Regions from separate parts of the Homo sapiens genome. Here region 1 is linked to region 2. Evidence: read pairs that join two places in POLR2A ChIA-PET (ENCODE). Cell type or tissue: Caco-2. All regions are shown on one strand. Links, peaks and the distances in the headings refer to the core of each region. The heading gives the core; the rest is flanking DNA.

Region 1 (5,376 bases), core at 227-5,226, 230 kb after region 2:
ATAGATGAGTTACATGCACCACCAGGGACTTACTTGAATAGGAAGAAAAACAGGCCGCCTCTGGTTCTACCATTTTCCTGCTGAAGACAGCTATGGAAGGTGGGGTAGGAGGTATTAGCTTAACAGGATTGGGGCTTTGCCCCTGGAGACAGCACTAGCTTGTCATCCTTTTATTTAGAAAGTGTCCTTCCTCCTGCCTAATCTAAAAGTATCTCTTTCCTTTAAATGGCTATTTCTCTTCACATATACCTATAATCTTAAGTTTTAAACATTTATCTACATGACAAACACAGAAGGAAAAAACATACCAGCTACCCATCCTCTCCAGCATATACTGACAAAGCCTGGAGTGGGTGCACTTTTGAAGTTCTCATTGCCCTCTGATTCCCAGCAGTGCTATTTCTTTGTAAAAAGCAAAAGAGAAACCAGAAAATTGGAGGCTAACAATCTCCTCTCCAGTAACAGCAACTTCTGACAGAAAGCATCCAACACCTGCTTTAGATAATGAACTAAATCAAGACTGCAAATGCCCCAATTCTTCCTTTGGATACTCAGAGGAATTTTTCTGGGTGGTTAACTTGAAAGACTCATCAGCCATTTTTTTACCCCCATACTCTAAAGCAGTGCCGGGCAGGTAGATCCGGTTTTCTGCTTGCTAGTCTGACCATAAGGAAGGAGCCAAGCTCCCTGCAGCACTCCTAGCTCCATTTCACAGCCACCCACTGGAAGAACCCACTGACATCGGACAGCCAACCATAAATGAACACTTACTTTTGGTTTTGCTCTTGGCTTCAGTTGCTCTAACTTCTTAGCAGCAGCTTCGATGGATGCTGCAGCCCCCAGTAACTCTGTTTCTGCAATGACAGTTGGGTCTTCTGGATCCACCCACTCTGTTCCTAGAATCAGTCCAAAAGAAGGTGATTCTTCATAGCTGCAGACCTCAGGGCACTGGCTTAATTAAAAACACTATCTGGATTTGCATGCATGAAGGCTCCAGGAGCCTGACCTGCATTGTCCTAAGGAACCTTCCTTCCGTCTCTCATAAAGGCCATCTGGATGGGGGTGGGGGGTGGGGGTGCTAATCCTGGTTTTCTAAATCAGTTGCATGTATGGCCCTTCCACAGAGCAGTCACCAAGCAGCTTCAAAAATGATCTCACGGACCAAGGCTTGAGCTTTGCTCTGACTTTGAACTTAAAGCTCATGAATCTAAGTAAGCATCCTCAGGAGACACTACACTATGCTGTACATCACACAGGAATTTGCCATTCTCTTCTCCCTGGAACCCAGGAGGACTGACCCCTCACCTTAATTCAAAGTAAAGGAAATTGGTGAGAAGACCTTTCCCAGGTGGGTTGATTGCTTCTATGTAAACATAAAGGGTGTCCAAACAATGTTTTCAGGTAGCATCATTTTCAAAACATGAAGTACTATTTGAAGGAGAATAAATATCCTGATGAATGAAAATGCAGACAAAAAAGAAATGGGGAGACTCCAAGGAAAGTGAGTAGGTTCTAGGTGGAGGATACCATTTAAGTAGAAGCACTTAATACAAAGACTAGAGAAAAGACTTGCTTCAGGGAGGATGTTTCTTTTTCAAGTTAACTCTAAACCCATTTGCTTGCAGAAAGTCCTCACTGTATTCCTGGCTGCATCTGCCAGCTAAAGGCCATTGCCGTCTGTGCTTTTCCTCTGCTCAGTCTGCTGTATTAGCACTGCCTGGGAGGGTTGCCCTCCACCAAGACGTGAGAATCCAGCCTACCTTTCATGGCTTCCGCCGCCTGGATGAGCTCTGTCACAGCGCCGGCGACTCGCTTGGAGAAAGCGGCCAGCTGCTGCTTGAATTCTGGGGTTGGTTTCTGAAGAATCTACAGGTGAAGAACAAGTCAGAGGCATGAGGGGGATAGTAACCACTGGGACAGGAAAGAAGCACACTCCTCTTGCTGGATGTGGAGTCAGGCAGCCTGGTTTTAAGTTGCATCTCTGTCCCAAGTGACTTCAGAGCCTTGTGGAAAACCCTTACGACTCACTGGGTTTCAATCTCCCCATGTGAGAAATAAAAGGTTGGGAACCAGTGGTGCCTCTAAGGTCCCTCCTGACATAGCTCCTAAAGATCATAAAGGAGACAAAGTCCTTGTTTTCTATTTGGACCTTCATTTGTCCTTTATTTGTACATAAAACACACACATGCACCTGAAATTTAACCAAACTGTAAGAACATTCTGGCTGGGTACAGTGGCTCACACCTGTAATCCAAGCACTTTGGGAGGCCGAGGTGGGAGGGCTGCTTGAGCCCAGGAGTTCAAGACCAGCCTGGTCAACATAGCAAGACCTCATCTCTAATTAAAAAAAAATTAAAAATTGGCTGGGCATGGTGGCACACACCTGTAGTCCCAACTACTCAGGAGGCTGAGGTGGGAAGATCTCTTGAGCACAGGAGGTCAAGGCTGCAGTGAGCAGTGGTTGCATCACTGCACTCCAGCCTTGGCCAGAGAGATTGAGTCAGTCTTTAAAATAAATAAATAAATAAATAAATAAAAATAAAAAAAAAAAGAACATGCTGAGTAAAGGCAAAAGCCCCAAGCTATGGGCCAATCAGTACTTGTGACAAAATAAAGGACCAGAGGAAACACGCCACTCAAGTCCTTGAGACAAAATCCCTAAGTGAGCAACAACTAACTGCTCAGGAGGATCATTCTTGAGAAAACAATCCATTTCCAGAGTTTTGACTGCAAGCTCTCCTGGGAGAAGTCCTGAGGATTTGCCCTCTCTTTTGAATTAGTTCAAAAGTTTTCAAAAATTGTCTTTTGCTTTCTGTTTTTTATGGATTTAAAAAAAGGTACTGAGAATACTAAACACCTTTAAGACATCCCCAGCTGATTTCTTCTCAAACTCATCCATGAATGGAACCACGACACAGGATAAGAGCTCTTCCCCATCTTCCACCAGGGATCTAAATTCTAGTGCACACCATCCTATCCCTTCCTCATGTTGAAATTCTTCTTCCAGTGCTCTTTTCTGTTATCTCTTTCTCACGTTTCCCAATGGTGATCTTCAGATTTAGAAATGTTCAGACAGTCAGGAGAGAAGTATAACTGCTGTCTATCTCTGCACAATTTTGGAGCCTCTGAGTAGGGGACAAAGCATCAGCTTTGGAAATGAACAAACTTGTGTTCAAACCTGGCTTCATCCATTACCGGTTTTAAACCTGTTTTCTCATCTGTAAAGCTGGGATAATGCCTATGTCTCAGGGCTGGCACAAAGATCAAACGGAGGCTGGGCGCAGTGGCTCATGCTTGTAATCCCAGCACTTTGGGAGGCTCGGGCGGGTAGATCATCTGAGGTCAGGAGTTAGAGACCAGCCCGGCCAACATGGTGAAGCTCCGTCTCTATTAAAAATATAAAAATTAGCTGGGTGTGGTGGCGGGTGCCTCTAATCCCAGCTATTCAGGAGGTTGAGGCAGGAGAACTGCCTCAACAGAGGTTGCAGTGAGCCAAGATTGCACCATTGCACTCCAGCCTGGACCACAGAGTGAGACTCCATCTCAAAAAAAAAAAAAAAAAAAAAAGATAGAATGGAATAACACATGGAGAGTATTTCTCACAATGCTTGGAACACAATAGACATTCATTAAATGTGAATTCCCTTCTTGGTGCCCCACACTCCTTTCCCCTGCCCAGGTAGCACAGTCTTTCTCAGGAATCTGGAAAGATGGTTTTTAGACCCCAGGACTAACCCCTTTGCACCATGACTATAAAGAAAGCTTAGAAAAAAACCGATGAGAGGAGTCAATGGGTTACACCATGACCAGCCCTAGACACGGCAGTGTACAGATGACATTATGCGTACGCACAAATGGATTAGTCAATAATCTTTGAGCACTACTTCACATGTATCTATCCTCATCTTCCCTCCTCTTATAATCTTTTATACTTCTTTCATATTTGCTACTGTTCCATGATGATTCCAGGTGCTCTGTGATTCTCACTCTCTCACACTAGGGCCTATATATATATCATTCTGCAGATATTAAGAACTCAGCATAGACCTTTGAATGAACAAATTAATTAATGAGTGAAAAGCAAACCAATACATTATTGGGACAAGTCCTACTATGATGGCTTCCTAGACCAGTTCCAAAAGAACACTAGAGCCATGGAGAAATAGAAGGAAGGGGATAAATGCCTTTTACTTTCCAAGACAGCCAGTGGGCAGGCAATTTAGTTAGGCATAGGTTCAGCAGTCAATATCAATGTACCTGTGTACAGGTACTTATCCTCTCTCTAAGCCTCAGTTTATTAAGCGACCACAACAGTCTTCCTTTATAGAGCTGTGGTGAGGTTATATAAATTAATATATATATATAAAGAGCTACTGATAAAATTCTTCTGGTGTGTAGCCTGGGCATAAGAATTTTTTAAGTTCCCTGGGTGACTCATGTGGCCATAGTTGTAAACCACTGCTCTAGACTTAGATGGTGGCATTTGTCACCACTTAATTGCAAAAGGCTTGTACCATATTTGTCTGCAACAATATATGCTGTACGACTACCAGGTTATTAATAGTTATGGCTCAGGATCTCAGTAGCTAAGCAGTCCATAGGCATTGTTAAATGGTTTCTCTAAAGTGGCCAACACAGCATGAATAAGCAAAGGGTTAAAGGTATGGTGCGGACACTCATAATTAATGGCAAAAGACTGAATGATTTTCCCCTAAGCTCAAGACAAGGGAAGGATGTTTGTTCACATACTTCTACCAACATTCCCACAGAGTGGAATGATGAAAGACTTCTGTCTCTAAAAGGAGGGCCTTCAGTGAGAAGTGTACAACATGACAGCCCTCAGACAGGGAACAGCCCTGATAAAGAACCCGAGCTTTAGATAACGGAGGAGAAGAGGAGTTCTATTTTTATTCTGCCATTAAGTCAACATGATTTCTGATAGCAGACAACAGACAGATCCAAATTAAAGCTCTGCCAGTGGAAGCAAGGATAATTTTAGCCCTGCCAAAGATCTCAAACTGGTTTTGCAGAAATATTGAACTGTGATAGTTGCAGAGGCAAAGTAGCGGCTTTTTGTCCTGCAATACAAATCCTCTATGATAAACGAGCAAACAGCAAACGCAGGAGGCCACCATCATTCAAATGGACATCTCTAAAACATCATAAAGCAGCTCTCGGGGCAGCGGGGAGATGGCTCTGTCGAAATTAGATCCTATGTTTGTTGAGAGTTAACTGAATTCTCTAAAGGATTCCCCAGGCGGGGGTTTTCCATTTGGAGTCTCTAAATACCAAAAGGTTCTAACTAGGTTTTGTGGGTCTGTGACTCCTCTTAACAGTTTGGGGATCAACCTGTGTGTCTGTGCTGATGTTTCTTTG
Region 2 (5,376 bases), core at 295-5,294:
AGTGGGAGATGGAATTTACTAATCAGGTAAAATATCCTCATCCACTTTGAATGTATGTTCACTAAGGGGTGGTGGGGTTTTCAGAACACTTAGGAGTTTTCTAGAAATTACAATACACACTTAGGGACCCATGGTAATAGGATAACAAATTTCTCTACACACAGCCCTGTCTTTGTCATTGAACTGTAAGCTGCTCACATCCAGAGAACTCACAGTTCTCTGCACAGAGTATGGGCTCAGTAAGATGAGTAAAACCAACCTAATTTTAATAAAAGCAACGTTCTCAGCTTATGGATCCACAATACAGAGTTGGAAATGCAAATGTAGTTAGAAACTGTGGTCATAGTCTTTAATCAAAGGAATCTGAGAACCTTCAGCTCTTTGCTCACCTAGATTTGTAAGATTTTAAATGCCAAGTTTTATCTGGGAAGAGAGGTGAGTAGGGCATCTCCAACCACGGTGAAGGACTCTATAAAAACATGTAAATACACTTTTATCTTGACAAAAATGTAGTAATTGGTTGATGGAGGCAGGGAGCAGGGCAAATGTGAAATAAATCAGAGGAAGAGCATTTACAACTGTACTGCCTACAAAGTAAATCATTATCAGTGCACAGCTGGTAAATGGACCCAGCTAGGAATTACTGGCAGATGACTGTTGTTTCTGGTGTGTGTGTGTATTGAAGGGTGAGGGTAATAGGATAACAAATCTCTCAATTATAGGGAAGTGTCTTTTAAAAACCATTAGGCTTTTTTTTTTTATTACTATTACTGGAAGGATGTATATATTAAGGATATACTTTTGGGTCAGGTAAGATTTCTTCACTTTTCTATATTTTCATTTTCCAGTAAAATTCTATTCCTTTTGAGGGTGGGGGGGAGACTCAAAGCGGAAGCAAAAACAAAGGGCAAACAAAACAAAACAAAATTTAAAGCCACACAAAAAAACCAAGCACACAAACCAAAAGCCCTACAACAACAAAAAGCCTCCATAGAGTGTCTAGGTTATGTACTCAAAAGCACTGTACACTTTCTTTTCTTTCCCCCTTTCTTATCATTTTCAATATGATGGCAAATATCCTTGTTACAGAGGCTATGGCCTATTAGAGAAATGCCAGCAAGATTTTCAAAACTTTTTTGTAGCTACCAAGTTCCAAGTTCTCTGCTCTGCTTTAGATCTGGGCCTGAACCTCAAGGACTTTGTACTCACAGAAAGACGACTGTTTATGCTTTGGGGAAAGAACCCTCTGGGTGACAGGTCTCTATCCCCAGCTCCCCACACAGCCGAGTCACCAGAAAGGAAGGAAACAGCACCTCATGTTCATTCCAGCCTTGCACATGAGATCTTCCTACCCAAAGGGCCCCTACCAATCCATCCGTGTCTTCCCTCCGATCACCCCCACCCCCATTCTTTCCCTTAGCTCTTGGCACTGTGTTTACAGAATGCTGTTGTCTAAATGCCACTCTTGTTTCCCCAGGGGCATTCTGTAGAACCTCAGACTCCTGGACATCAGAGAATATGTCCTACAGGAATACCAGCCAGCAGGGCTTCATACAGGGTGCCCCAGCAACGACTGGGCATGGAGACCAGTTTCTAGGTGCCAGTTTGTGATATAGTGGGAGGAATGGTAGGGCACACACAGCAGACCTGAGAGTGGCTGCCCCTTCCTGAGGAGGCCCTGTAAATCCAAAAAATAGGGTCTCAATTTTTTAGCTAGAAGGATCCCTAGGCATTGTCCAGATCAGCAATTCCCACAAGTGGCTGAGTGTCAGAATCAACTCAGAGATGAGCATTAAAAAAAAAACTTTCAGCTGGGCGCTGTGGCTCACGCCTGTAATCCCAGCACTTTGGGAGGCCGAGGCGGGCAATCATGAGGTCAGGAGTTCGAGACCAGCCTGACCAACATGGTGAAACCCCGTCTCTACAAAAAACACAAAAATTAGCCAGGCATGGTGGCACATGCCTGTAATCCCAGCTACTCAGGAGGCTGAGGCAGGAGAATTGCTTGAACCCGGGAGGCAGAGACTGCAGTGAGCCGAGATCATGCCACTGCACTCCAGCCTGGGCGACAGAGCAAGACTCTTGTCTCAAAAACAAAAAAAAAAAAAAAAAAATCAAACTTCCAGGCCGTGTCCCTAGAGATTCTGATTCAGGAGGTCAAAGGGGGAGGGCAGGAATCTGTACTATAAATAAACAATCCCCTTTGCCACCACCCAAAGAAGCTGGCTATTCTTCTAGCTCTTGACTAGAAACAGGCGGCAGGAGGGAACTCTGACCCTGGGCACAGAAGTATGTGGAGGCCATACAGCCATCAGTGTGAGACAGGATTAAGATCCAAGTCACTAGGCTCCCAGCATGCCGGCTCTCCACTATGTCACTTCTCCTGGCTTCCCGGAACATCACGGAAACCTTGGAACTGGCAGTTCTCACTCCTGTGTCTTTATCTCTCCTGAGATCAGATTGAGATGTTCTCCGGCCCCCACCCCAACTCCCCACAAAAGGCCTCAGGCACAGATCCTAACCAGGACTGGGAGAACAGTTGCTGCAATGCAAATCATCTGCTAAAGTGATTATCACAATCTTTTTGAAATGAGGCAGGATATAAAATTGAAAACTTCATAAAACAATGCTAATGGGTAATAGGAAGCTCACATAAGGACACGGAACATTTACTCCCTAGCCCAGAAGTCAATGCCTACTGCCCCAGAGGTTTCAGAGCAGGACAGGCAGAGGGGCTTTGAGGTTAAAGCCAGGACCTAGGAGTAGTATCTGAGGTACACCTATCTTTATGGGAAAACCCTGAACCCATGACAGGCTCTGCAGGCCCTATTATACTGGCCTAGTAGAATTTTTGTTTGGCTCGTTAGAATTCAAGATATGCTTAATTTTATAATTTAATCAGGGCCACTTTTTTCTCTTTCTTATTTTTACTTTTTATTCTGATTTATTATGCTCTATGTTCCAAAAGCCCCACACCTCTCACCTTTACTAGCTTTTATTTCTGGTATTTTTTTTTTTAAGTTTTGAGCTTATTTCAATATTTTCTAAGGTTCTTTTCATCATGGCACCTGGGGAGTCTTAAGGACCTGCTGTTGCCTCTGCCGGTACAAGCCCATAGACACATGACCATCTGTTATCTAAAAGCAGAGATATAAATAACAAGGCATTTGGGGAGGGTCAAGACCCCAGACACAAATTATTTGCAGGCATGTAAATCACTCTTAGTGTACTGAGTTAGCTTTCTTCTTCTTCTTCTTTTTTCTTTGAGATGGAGTCTAGCTCTGTCTCCCAGGCTGGAGTGCAGTGGCATGACCTCGGCTCACTGCAACCTCCACCTCCCGGGTTCAAGCGATTCTCCTGCCTCAGCCTCCCCAGTAGCTAGGATTACAGGCACGTGACACCATGCTCGGCTAATTGCTGTATTTTTAGTAGAGATGGGATTTTGCCATGTTGGCTAGGCTAGTCTCGAACTGCTGACCTCAGGTGATCCACCCGTCTCGGCCGCCCAAAGTGTTGGGATTACAGGCATGAGCCACTGCACCCAGCCAAGTTAGCTTTCTTCTAACAGCAGCCCATGTGCTGACTGCCAGTGAAGTCTTTCAATCTGGGATGCTAGTTTCTTTTATTTCAAAAGTGCTATTGTGTTCTAACAATGAACTACTCAAAAAAGAGACTGCTGTATTAGTAAAGGCTACCAATGTCCTCCTGCAGATGTTTTTAAGTAACTTCCTGGTGCTCTGTACTTGAGGTGCCTTACAATGCATATGACCCTCCTCTAAGGGCATGCACCCCATTCCCCCACCCCAACATGGTACTATATAGAAATCAAGGGCATGCCCACCCCACCATAGTATAATATTATCCCAAATCAGATTTGAAAAAAAAAAAAAAAAACAACTTTTATGAGGCCTAGATTTTCATGAAATCCAGATGTTTTAGCCAATACAACAACAGAAAATTAAAAATGGCAGTGACTTTTACTTTTTAAAAAAGTATTCCAGTTAAGGTTATTAAGAAAAAATACTGGTGGGAGAATATTATAATCTAGAAATCAATCCTCTGGAATATGTTTCCAAAGTCCTGACTGAACTGGAGTGGAACTTGGGATGATCAAAGGTCAGGTCTTTTTATTTCATGCAAACTGTAGTTATACGAAGAAGGTTTCACCCAACTTGCTGTGTAAGGCCAAGTGACCACAGCCAAGCTAAACTTCTGCCCTTATATGGTAAGGAAAGGGGGGAAAAAAAAAAACACTGATGACATTAAGGGGCACTCCCATGGATAACAGATAAACACAACCTCCTGTGTGTGCCAAAGCCCATAATTTATGAAGCATATTTGTATAATGAGGGAGAACAGACATGAACAAGGCATTGTAGTGCCTCTGCCTTGCCTACATATGAAAGCGGAAATCGAGAGTATACATTCCAGTTAACAGCCACTCTGGGAGTGCCAATGCAAGCACAAAATGCACCCTCGGTTTTCCTATCCCGGAAATACTTACCAAGTGTAAAGAGGGAAAGTGCTGGGAATTTTTGTAAATTGGTTATTTCCCATGATTTAATCATGTTACTAATTAAGAACCTTCTGGCCACAACTCCCTGTCTCCTTGTTTGCTGGATACTACTCAGAAAGGAAGATTCATCCTGCCTTTTTCTTTAAATAATGAAAAAAAGCAAACATAACCCTAGTGGGTCACAAGATCTGGAATCAATCATGTCAAGCAAAGTAGCCTCATTCCAACATTTTGAAGGATCCACACACCTTGGAAACACAGACTAGGAGGAAGTAAGGGATGGCTGCTTTTTCCAAGGTAAGGGCTGGTTTAATAGGGCCTATTAATTACAGTCTGAGTATTTGAATTTAGGCCAACTCTCTGGTCAAATATTTTTTGCAGTGGCTCATGGTTTTGTCACTAAACCTTTATCTTTGCTGCCAAAAGAAACTGTTACTGCTAGCTTAACTCACAGCCCAAGCTACATCTAAATACCTAAGTCAGCTACATTTAAGTTCCAATTTCAGAAGTTAGGAACAACTTGCAGCCTGAAAGTCTCTCTTCAATGGTCTGATCCAGTCTTCAAGTTGCTGTCTTAAAAGGTTCTGTGTTCAATCAATCACCCAGGTAGATTGTTTGCAAAGATTACTTAAAAAAATTGAAACTACTTAAACTACTTTTGATATAAAGCCGTGAAAAGAACGAAAGTACTATCTTTAGCCAACTGGCACAGGAAGAGTTCTGTTATAAAAACGACGTGCAAAAGAGAAGGTAAGAATAAAAGTAATAATGTGCCCTTCATAAAATTTATCTTTTGTGTCTAACATCAATCACTAGGCCAGGAGCCAATACAAGGCTCTCCTGCATAGGGTCACACATAC

The links. Peaks named below come from ENCODE experiments on the same cell type or tissue, not always from the same donor. Only the 100,000 strongest peaks of a DNase experiment are listed, where the experiment ranks them.
Region 1: POLR2A ChIA-PET joins it to region 2 with 5 read pairs; 7 of 35 experiments call an interaction of 5 or more read pairs at or near these places.

Annotation. Positions count from the first base shown.
Region 1 is chr15:62,816,006-62,821,381 of GRCh38, reverse strand. TLN2 (talin 2) reads right to left here. Exons shown (of 59, transcript NM_015059.3): 53 at 1,761-1,866; 54 at 772-896. Among named protein-coding and RNA genes, the nearest start is that of MIR190A, 5.3 kb to the left of the region's middle. In Caco-2, for the core only: no CTCF peak of the experiment used is centred there; no DNase peak of the experiment used is centred there.
Region 2 is chr15:63,050,412-63,055,787 of GRCh38, reverse strand. All of the region lies in intron 2 of TPM1 (tropomyosin 1), which reads right to left. Among named protein-coding and RNA genes, the nearest start is that of TPM1-AS, 3.7 kb to the right of the region's middle. In Caco-2, for the core only: no CTCF peak of the experiment used is centred there; a DNase peak (open chromatin) is centred at 2,299.